Linked DNA regions of Homo sapiens: region 1 is linked to region 2. A link is a loop called in an ENCODE intact Hi-C map of the cell type or tissue named here. Cell type or tissue: PC-3. All regions are shown on one strand. Each heading gives the region's core, and the rest is flanking DNA. Links, peaks and the distances in the headings are about the cores only. Region 1 has its middle 13 kb from the start of LINC01234. Region 2 overlaps LHX5 (LIM homeobox 5).

What was found. Hi-C counts contacts between places; a loop is a spot of excess contacts. Peaks named below come from ENCODE experiments on the same cell type or tissue, not always from the same donor. Only the 100,000 strongest peaks of a DNase experiment are listed, where the experiment ranks them.
Region 1: a loop joins it to region 2, with 2.8 times the contacts of the local background. A loop is called at or near these places in 2 of 110 quality-filtered maps.

The regions. Positions count from the first base shown.
Region 1 is chr12:113,783,771-113,789,138 of GRCh38, reverse strand. No RefSeq gene overlaps it. Among named protein-coding and RNA genes, the nearest start is that of LINC01234, 13 kb to the right of the region's middle. RefSeq lists an enhancer at 4,082-4,618. In PC-3, for the core only: a CTCF peak has its summit at 2,754 (motif pointing left); DNase peaks (open chromatin) are centred at 718 and 2,198; H3K4me3 peaks cover 347 bases; H3K27ac peaks cover 1,841 bases.
Region 2 is chr12:113,459,990-113,465,357 of GRCh38, reverse strand. LHX5 (LIM homeobox 5) reads left to right here. Exons shown (of 5, transcript NM_022363.3): 5 at 1,801-3,325. The coding sequence ends at 2,168. Among named protein-coding and RNA genes, the nearest start is that of LHX5, 9.2 kb to the left of the region's middle. In PC-3, for the core only: CTCF peaks have their summits at 2,820 (motif pointing left) and 3,507; a DNase peak (open chromatin) is centred at 2,807; H3K4me3 peaks cover 1,494 bases; H3K27me3 peaks cover 2,341 bases.

The DNA of each region.
Region 1 (5,368 bases), core at 198-5,197, 320 kb before region 2:
TGTTGCCCAGGCTGGTCTCGAACTCCTGGCCTCAAGTGATCTGCCTGCCTTGGGCTCCCAGAGTGCTGGGATTACAGGCATGAGCACCACACCGGGCCTTGTATTTATTTTCTGTTCCATATCTCTGCCCCATGTTATTTTCTCTCAAAATCCATTCCTTTGAAAAATAAATATGTTGCAGATGTGAAAAAAAAAAGAAAATTGGACATGGAGTATAACATGAAAGGAGAAAGGAATAAAATGTCATTAAAATAAGAATATAGACAAAGGATCTATATACAAATGTCCATAGCAGCATTATTTGCAGTAGTGAAAGACTGGAAACAACCCTGTCAACAGAGGATGGATAATAAAATTGTGGTATATCCACACAACAGAATACAGCTCAGCAGTGAAAAAGAAACCACTGGCATCCACAGCAGCACTGGCCTGAAGTTCAAGAACGTGCAAAACTGAAGGTGGTAACAGGATAGCAATGACCTTTGGGGAAGAGAAACGTTCTATATTTTAATCTGGGTGATAGGTACACAGTGTATACCTAGATCAAAATTCATCAACATGTGTACATTATCTAATTTATACCTCAGTTTAAAAAACATAGGAAGGATAGAAATGTACACATGTATGGGTAGATAATAGTTATAAAGCATATCATATGATTCAGACCGGACCTAGATAAATATCAAGATCCCCTAGGGAGTTTTTGGAAAACATCCATGCCTTGCCTGGCGTGGTGACTCACACGTGTAATCCCAGCACTTTGGGAGGCTGAGGCTGGCCTTCTTTCCTTCCTTCCTTTCCTTTCCTTCCTTCCTTTCTTTCCTTTTCTTTTTCTTTTTGTTTCTTTCTTTCTCTTTCTGTATTTCTTTCTTTCCTTATTTCTCTCTTTCTTCTTTCTTTCTCTCTTTCTTTCTTTCCCCTTCCTTCCTTTCTTTCTCTTTCTTTCTTTCTTCTTTCTTTCTCCTTTCTCTCTTCTTTCTTTCTCTTTCTGTATTTCTTTCCTTCTTTCTCCTCTTTCTCTTTTTTCTCTTTTTTCTTTCTCTTTCTTTCCTTCTTTCTCCCTCCTTCCTTCCTTTCTTTCCCATTCCTTCCTTCCTTTCTCTCTCTTTCTTTCTTTCTTCTTTCTTTCTCTTTCTGTATTTCTTTCTCTCCTTCTTTCTCTCTCCTTTCTTTCTCTTTCTCTCTCTTCCTTTCTTTCTTTCCTTCTCTTTCTTTCTTTCTTTTCCTTTCTTTCTTTCTTTCTTTCACAGGGTCTCACTCTGTTGCCCAGGCTGGAGTACAGTGGCACAATCACAGCTCACTGCAGCCTTGACCTCCTGGGCTCCGGTGATCCTCCCACCTCAGCCTCCTGAGTAGCTGAGACCACAGGCATGCGACATCACACCCAGCTAATTTTTCTATTTTTTGCAGAGATGGGGGTTTCCCTGTTTCCCAGCTGGTCTCAAACTCCTGGGCTCAAGCAATCTGCCTGCCTCAGTCTCCCAAAGTGCTGGGATTACAAGTGTGAGCCACTACACTCAGCCAAGCTTTTTAAAAATGATCATCCCTCTAAGAAGACTTTCTAGACTTTTTTCTAATCACTCATCCTCCCCATGAAATTACAATACTGCAGATATACTGTGTTGCTGTTTATGTGCTGTATGTATATTTCTGCTTTCTACATACAGAGTAAGATTTGTTTCACCTCCCAATAATCAATTTTTGCCCCTTTTCGGGGTGAAATTGACCCTATTAATAAATCATGAGCTCCCTGGGGACCACTAGTAGCTTCTGCTTCACCTTGCCTTATAGGAACAAGGTGTAATGGCTCCTCACTGCTGCCAGTCCCAAGTAGCTTCACTCCCCTTTCTGATGTCTCTTAACCTCATCCACACATTTGTTCCTTTAACTCCCCCTCAATTAGCATTTCATCCCTCCCAGAACCCTGGCTGATGGAGATTCAGTGACAGAACCAAGAACATACCACAGGAATGTTCTGGGATGTTCTAGAAGTAAGATTTGAGAGTTGGGAGTCATCCACAGCTCCCCCAATCCCAAAACCTGTGCCCTTCCCATTGGCAGAGCCTGGCATGACTTGCCCCTCTTGTGGCTAACTGCCCCGGAGCTTATCTGTGAAAGAAATACCTCTGGCTTCACAGCTGCATTCCAGAACATTTTTAAGAGCATTCAGAACTTCCTCAGGTGGGCAGTAACTGCACTGCTTGTTCAGGGAAAACTAGGGACAGAAGGGAAGGAGAAGAATTTTAGCCTCTTTAACAAGGCAGACAGGTATCTTGATTATTCACCTCCAACCTGCAAAGACAGCCAGGTTCTGTGTGAGTCAGCCTTGGGTTTGAATTTTTTGAATCTATTTCTTAAAGATAAAGCATTCCATATTAAATGATCCATGCTAGTTGGTCAAGGAAACTCCTTTCCTATCTCCAGCCTCCTTTCCGAGCAGATTTGGGATTTTCACCTTACTTGTGGCCCCTGAGGATATTTCTCAGCAAGCATCATTTCCTAACGGGAGAGTTCATGTTTTCACCTTGGGTCTTGAGTCTTACAGAGTGATCCACAAACTCACTCTTGATGAATAAGGGAGCCCTTTCCTGCCCAGGAGTCCTGATTTGCCTCTTTGCTGATTTCACCTGCTTCTCCATTTGCTCCTTCTTTACAATCAGCCCACATTTTCTGCCCAGTATAACCAATAACTTGCTGCCCCTTCAAGTAAAAGCCAGTAAAGGTATTTGCTCTGCACTGTTTTAAGGGGTAGCAGAGAGCTTCTAGGGGAGATGGCGAGAAAGAGTGTCCTCTGGTGGCAAAGTTCAGCCTCTCCTCCAGGAACTGCAGCAATTCCGTTCTGGACCCAAACTTGCATAACCTCTTCAGCAAAGAATGGCCTTGCAGTTAGTTACTAGGTACACAGTCCTTACAGGGCAGTTTAGCAATCATCACTGTTACTTGAGAAAGCCTCTTGGGGATCTCACTACTTATCCCTGTAACAGCCTCATACAAGACTCTCCTGAGAGGAATTGGACAAAACACTATTTTCTCCATATTATTACACATCCATTGCTGATTTTATGACCCTTACGGGTGGCTGTTTCTGGCTACTGTTCAGCTGGCCTGATCCTTAATCCACCCCTTTTTCTGCCACTAGCCTGCCTTGCCTACCACATCTCCCAGAATGCCCCATAGCCAAAGCCCTGGGTTAGAGCTGGATGTGTCACAGCTCCTTCTATCACAACCAGGTAGGTTTCCAAAGAACAGCAGTTCTCAAACTTTTGGGGTTTCAGGACACTTTTACACTCATAAAATATTGAGGATCTCAAAGAGCTTTTATTTATGTAAGCTATGTGTATCCATATTTACTGTTTTAGAAATTAAAACTGAGACATTTAAAAGGCTTAATTTTTAAAATAATAATTATAAAGTCATTATATACTAACATATAACATATTTATAGAAAGCAAATAATTTTCTAAAAATAAAAATTTAATGAGGAGGGCCAGGCACGGTGGCTCACACCTGTAATCCCAGCACTTTGGGAGGCCGAGGTGGGCAGATTACCTGAGGTTAGGAGTTTGAGACCATCCTGGCCAACGTGGTGAAACCCCATCTCTACTAAAAATACAAAAAATTAGCCAGACGTGGTGGTGCGCACCTATAATCTCAGCTACTCAGGAGGCTGAGGCAGGAGAATTGCTTGAACCCAGGAGGCGGAGGTTGCAGAGTGGCATTGTTCTACATTTTTGCAAATGTCTGACTTAATAGAAAACACCTGGGTTCTTTTTCTTCTTTTTCTTTTTCTTTCTTTTTTTTTTTTTTGGAGACAGGATCTCACTCTGTCACCCAGGTTGGAGTGCAGTGGCATGATCTCAGCTTACTCACTGCAACCTCCGCCCCCAGGCTCAAGTGATCCTCCCACTACAGCCTTCTGAGTAGCTGGGACCACAGGCACACGCCACCACACCTGGCTAATTTTTTGTATTTTTAGTAGAGACAAGTTCTTACCGTGTTGCCCAGGCTGGTCTTGAACTCCTGAGCTGAAGTGATCCACCTGTCTCGGCCTCCCGAAGTGTTCAGGTTACAGGCATGAGCCACCGCTCCCAGAAACACCTGGATTCTTAAACCCACTTTTGCGACCTGTTGTTTTGCTTGAGGCATATGAAGAAAATCTAGTTGTACAAAAATATGAGGTGGGAAAGGGAGAGGCCCCCAGGTTCCCTGGAAGGATTTCTGGGACCATCAAGAGTCCTCAGAACACTGCTTAGAGATTCAAACTCTGGCTTCTCCTTAGCAGAAAAGCAGATCTTTGCAGGAAGCAGAGAGCCTGTGTTAAGCCTCAGGGGTTCTTAACTCTCTTGGGTTAATGACCACTTTGAGTATCTGATGAAAGAGAAAGATCTTTGCCTGAGAAGAAAACGGTTTTTAGTGGATGCAAAAGCGGTGTGCATGCGCATAATTCCAGAGGTTTCACTAACCCTATGAGGCCCATCTCTGACCCCAAAGTGACAGTAGGGGTTGGGAAAGAGGGAGGTCATAGTTGCTTCTAGGCCCTGAATAAGTACACACCCCCTCTAATCCATTCAATGCAAAGTCATGTTCATAGCTAATTCATAACAACAACAGCTACTATTTGGGGGCAATCTTTATGGTATGTCAGGCACTGCTGTCTATTTTACACACTTTACCTAAGTTACTCCTCACAAGAGCCCTCCATGCTATTATTATTCCCATTTTATAGATGGCAAAACTGGGACCCAGATAGGTAAAGTCACTCATCCAAGGTCACACAGTGGGAGTACACCAGCTTAGTCTGCTAACCACAGCCTTGCTCAGCCCCAGTGCTAGCAGCTTTACAACTAATGTGTGTGTATGTGTGTGTGTGTGTGCTGTGTTAAGCAGGAAAACCTATTTTCCTAAACAATTCACAATATGTAAAACAAAGAGAGGCTAGGCTGATTAAAGTGCTGGGTCTGGGAAGAGTGTATTCCAGTGCTCTTCCTCTATCCTTTCTATGTACTCAGCACTGTTCTAAGCACATTACACGTGTTAATTTATTCAGTTTTCCCTACAACCTACAATCTATAACTGTTTCTGTTTTACAGATGAGGAAGCAGATTCAGAGAGGTTCAGCAACCTGCGTAAGGTCACACAGAAAATGGCAGTGCTGAGTGAGGAACTCAGTGAATCGTGTGTGTGTGTGTGTGTGTGCACGTGCGTGTGCATATGCATGTGTGTGTACCTTTTTATAATCATGATGTTTGCATGGGAAAGTCTGGCAAAACAGATACCAACCCATTAGCAGTGGTTATCCTAAAAGGGTTGAGAAAAAAGATGGACCTTTACTTGCTAAACCTTTTCTTGTAATGTTTGAAATTTTAAA
Region 2 (5,368 bases), core at 55-5,054:
GGCGCGCACGGCGCGGGGGCAGCGGCCTTCGCTGGTTTTCCGGCTCGCCGCGGGCCGCGGCCGTCTCCCATCCCTGTCCCTTTGGGGCTCCAAATTTGCCGCTCCCCATCTTCCCCTTCACTTTCGGGGAGAATTAAATTAATGGTTTTAAAAAGTAATTGGCAACCGTTTTAGCTGTTGCTTAAACTGCCTCCAAGCCACGCCTCCAGACACCCCCCATTTGGACAGATTTCAGGGTTTGGAGAGGGAAGAGGGTGGCAGGGGGCATCAGGAATTCGCCCCTTGACTGAGATCCCAGGACTCAGCAGGGGGAGTGGATTTGCAGAAGAGACTCAGGCTTCTGGACTCGCTGGTTTTCCCGCCGTACAAAGCGGGTGCCTGGTACAAGGTGGTCCTTTCGTGACGTCCCCCACGTCAGTCCTTCAGGGCCCCACCTGGTGGGGGAAGGCAGGATATCCCGAAGGTTCTGGAAAAGGGGCTATGTGGGGCGGTCAGAGAGTTGATACAGATTTGTTGAGGCAGAATGGGTTTGCAATCCGGAGTCCCTACACCTCCTGAATTTATGGGCAAAATTCTCATCCTTGCATTTTCCTTGAGAGAGAGCCCATAGCTATCACCAGCTTCTCAAAAGATCTCAATGTCCTCAGATGCTTCAGAACCTGGGGGTGCTGGCAAAACCAACCCGGGGCAAGGCTGGAGGACCGAGCTTCTACCCCAAGGAGCCCGCGGAGCTCTGGCCATGACCCAGAGAATCTTCGTGTCCTCCTCCCCCTCTCCCAAGTCGCTGGAGCTCAGTTTTCTCTTTCTCAGGCTAGGCTAGGCCGGTACAAATGGTCTCACCGGGATCGACGCGGCGGCCGTACTTGGCGAGGCGAAGGACTTGGACTGGGTTGGTAGGGCGCAGGGACCGAGTTTAGGGCGCCAAGGCCGCCCCGCCCGGCCCAACCCACCAGTCGCTCCTGCCGCGGCCCGGATCCAGTTTCCCCCGGCCAGGTCGCTTCCCGGTCTCAACCATTTCGCGCTCTGCTCTGTCCGCTGGTTTGTCCCTGCCCGGTTCCTCTCCCCGGGCCTGTCAGCCTCCGCTTCTCTGGAGGTTCCTGGGACTCATCTCTGATCCACCGTCTTGCGTTCTCTGGGCGCATCGACTTCTCTCCATCTTCGGGCTCACTCCTGACTCCCTCGCTGCCGCCCCCGGGGGTTTCCACGCGTGTCTCTAACCGCGGCCGTCTTTCCTCTCTCTGCGTCTCCTCGACTCCTCCGCGACCCTCCGATGTCTCGGGCTTTCGGGTCTCAGCCGCGGACTCCGCGTCTCTGGGTCTCTTTTCCGCCTTTCTCTCTGCCCCTCTGCCGATCTCTCCGTCTGTCTCTCGCTGTCCCGCATCTCTGTGTCTCTCACCGACCCTAAGACACTTAGGAATCATTGTCTGTCTCTGCGTCTCTGGCCGCCTCTGTCTCTCTCCATCTCTAGGTGTCAGGGAACCTGTGACTGAAGTCTCCGAGTTTTTGCCGCGTGTGTCCCCCACGGTCTCGGAGTCTCTCCCGTCTCTGTGTGTGGTCTCTGGCAGTCTGAGTCTCTTGCCCTTTCGAGATCTCTCATTGTCTCTCTCCCCAACCCTCCCCGTGAGCCTGCGACGTCCACCGTCTCAAGGGGCGCCGGCCTCCGCAGGTCTCTCTAACCTTGGGTCGGTGTCGCGCGCTCCCCTCTCTCGCCCGCCCGGGTCCCCTCCCCGGGTCCCGGGTCCCCCGCCTACTTCGCCTTCTCTCACCGCGCCCTGTCTCCTTCCCGCTCCCCCTCCGCAGACTACCAAGGCGACTACTACGCGCCGGGAAGCAACTACGACTTCTTCGCGCACGGCCCGCCTTCGCAGGCGCAGTCCCCGGCCGACTCCAGCTTCCTGGCGGCCTCTGGCCCCGGCTCGACGCCGCTGGGAGCGCTGGAACCGCCGCTCGCCGGCCCGCACGCCGCGGACAACCCCAGGTTCACCGACATGATCTCGCACCCGGACACACCGAGCCCCGAGCCAGGCCTGCCGGGCACGCTGCACCCCATGCCCGGCGAGGTATTCAGCGGCGGGCCCAGCCCGCCCTTCCCAATGAGCGGCACCAGCGGCTACAGCGGACCCCTGTCGCATCCCAACCCCGAGCTCAACGAAGCCGCCGTGTGGTAAGGCCGCCGGGCCGCCCCCCGCGCTCGGCCCCCGGGGGCCCCGCCCCGAAGCAGCCTCCTGAAACCAAAACGCCCGACGCAGACGCGGTGGGAGACGTGGGTGTCCCTCGGGGGTTCTCTCTCGGGTCCGCACTCAACTGGCAGCTGCTCCTCGGCTGGGCGCCGAGGGGGGGCCGACCCCCATCTCCACCCCGCGGGCTCTCCAGGAGCCTCAGCCCACCGCCAGTACTCTCCCAGCAACCGCGAGCAATTTCTTGGGACCAAAGTCAATACTCCGGAGGGTCAAGAGATTTCGAGCACGCTCTAGACTTTCCCCGGGCCCCCACCCACCCACCCAGCCACCGCCACCTCTTTGGACTGAGAGAGGGTGAGGCCAAGGGGCGGAGACGGTGTTTTTCCCTCTCTCTGCAATCCGAGTGGCATTTTGTAATCTTATTTCTCGCTGTGCTTTCCCCGTCTTTAAAAAAAAAGATGATAAGAAAAGGAGAGAGATTGAAAGAGAGGGAGAGGAAAGGGGGCAAGATGAGGAGGAGATGGAGAGACAGCGTCAGCCAGAGGGAGAAGACGGAGAGCGAGCGAGGAACTCGCGTGAACCGGGAGCCACCGAGAGGGAGACCGAGCCACCTGCACGCTGGCGCTCCCTGGTGGCCAATCTTGAGGCTCAAGGTCAGCTTCTCTAGGAATAGGGCTGTGGGTCAGGAAGTGGCCAGCCGGGTCCAGCTCCCGCTCTTCCTTACTTTGACGTTTATGTTGAGCCCGAGGGAGCAGGCCGGACTCGAACACGCACACATCCTGCTCTCCCCCTGGGTGGGGCGCCAGGATTGCTGGGCTCAGACCCACAGACCACCCTCCCTGCCCAGGGCCTGGAGGCTGGGCCGTCAGGATGTACAATATTATACTTTTTTGGAAGTTGAACGCTTCTAGTTTCCTTATTTTGTATAAAGAAGAAACAAATAAAGTATGTTTTTGTGTTTACTGTTTATTTATTGTACTCTAGTTATCCGGGGTTGGACATTTTTATATTTTTAAGAGGAGGTAGGGCAGAGTGACGGAGGGGAAGCAGAAAGAGGTTTACCTAAAAAAAACAAAAAACAAAAACAAAAAAAATCAACTTTTTTTAAAGAGAAAGATTAATAAAAAAAAATCTTTTTTCCCTCAGCGCTGTGTGGTTTTCTTTTTTTGTCCCTACCTTGATAACGACTCAGAGAGAATGAAACCATTCCTTTCCCTGGTTCTGGTCTCTGACATTAAACCCTTGATGGGTGCAAAAACCTCTGCTCACCCAAAGGGGGAGCTCTTCTAGTGACTCCCAGGTTCATGAAAGTGACTGTCCTCTTTCGACAGCTACTACGTGCCAGGCACCGTATCTCCCCATGCTTTATGTAATACCCTGCTCTAACACAGGCCTGCCCAGCATATAGTAGGTCTTCAGAATGTTTGATGAATGAATGAATGTGTGATTTGTTTGTTGCCAGCACATCAAAAGAATTAGAACTTCACTCCTAACTATTCCCCCATGTAATTTCTGGTGGCCCAAAAAAAGAGCAGGCTGGTAAGCTGATGCTGGTTATCTGCAAGGCTATGTTAGGACTGAAGTGCGCCTCCTCCCCAAAGTGAGGCTGTTGTGCTCTGCAAATCTTATGCAGTGCATGCTTGTCTTTAGGTAAAGGCATGAGGGAAAGAGTGTCCAGTGAGATTTAGGAGGCCTGAGGCCACTACCTAAAACAAGTCACTCTCCTTCTTTGACTCAGTTTCCCTACTTGCAAAAGCAGGGGTTGGAGAGAGTGCTTCCTACATTCCCTTCCAACTCGAATGTCTGTAATCCCAGCACTTTGGGAAGCTGAGGTGGGTGGATCACCTGAGATCAGGAGTTCAAGACCAGCCTGGCCAACATGGTGAAACCCTCTCTCTACTAAAAATACAAAAATTAGCCAGGCATGGTGGCAGGCACCTGTAATCCCAGATACTTGGGAGGCTGAGGCAGGAGAATCGCCTGAACCCGGGAAGCGGAGGTTGCAGTAAGCTGGTACTACATTACTGCACTCCAGCCTGGACGACAGAGCAAGACTGTCTCAAAAAAAGAGAGAAAGAAAGGAAAGAAAGAAAGAAAGAAAGAAAGAAAGAAAGAAAGAAAGAAAGAAAGAAAGAAAGAGAAAGAAAGAGAAAAAGAAAGAAGGGAAAAAAGAAAAAGAAAGGAAGGAAGGAAGGAAGGAAGAAAGGATAAAAGAAAAAGAAAAGAAAAGCAGGAGAGGGAGGTAAAAATAAATAGAAGAGTGTCCTGCATTGGGATCACTTTTCACCCAAGCTCGGGGTGAGTGAAGCGGCCCATTGTAGCTGCAGCAGGGGAAGGTGGGGAACAGACCGCCATGGGACAGGCGCACGCTCAGAGCCCCACTCTTCTGCCCTTCTTCTTTATGTGTTCCTCACAAGAATCATGCAATGTGCCTTGCCTTTTTCTTTTCTTTCCTTACTGCACATTCATCTTTATCAGACCAATGCTACTTGCTTGTGGAAAATTTAGAAATCTCAGATAAACAAAAGGAAGAAAATGTCACCACCCAGAATCTCAAGCACTATGGAAATCTAGATGATGCATTTTCTTTCAGACTTCTTTTTTCTTTTCTTGTTTTTTTGTTTGTTTTTTTGTTTGTTTGTTTTGTTTTGTTTTGTTTTTTCATTTTGAAACTAGAGATCATACCCTATACTCAATATGTGGTCATCTGCTCTGGTTCACTCAGCAATAGCTTCCAGATGTATAAACTGATCTTCATAGACAGAGCTATGTCATTCTGTGTAGTCACTGCTTAAAGTTCTCTTCAATGGCTGAGCCATCCTTTTATGGTTTTTGTTTTATTTTTAACCAAGTCTATTATTGGATATTTGGGTTTGTTTCCAACGTTTCACCACTTTAAACCACATCAGAATATCCTTGCAGCTGAATCCTTGGACGTGTATCAGGGTAGGTATTATTGGCCCCCTCAGGGTACTCAGAGAGGTTGAGGGACTGGCCCAAAGTCACACAGCTGGGAAGTGGCAAAGCTGAGATTCAAACCCATGTATTGGGTTGTGTTTCTACTTCTCTATGGTGCCCTAACTGTAACGGATTTTAGAGGCCAAGAGAGAATTTGCAAGGTGGACCTCATCTCTGGCGGGTCCCTGAATGCTTTCTGGGCATGTGTGAACTTTACAGAAGGGCTCACT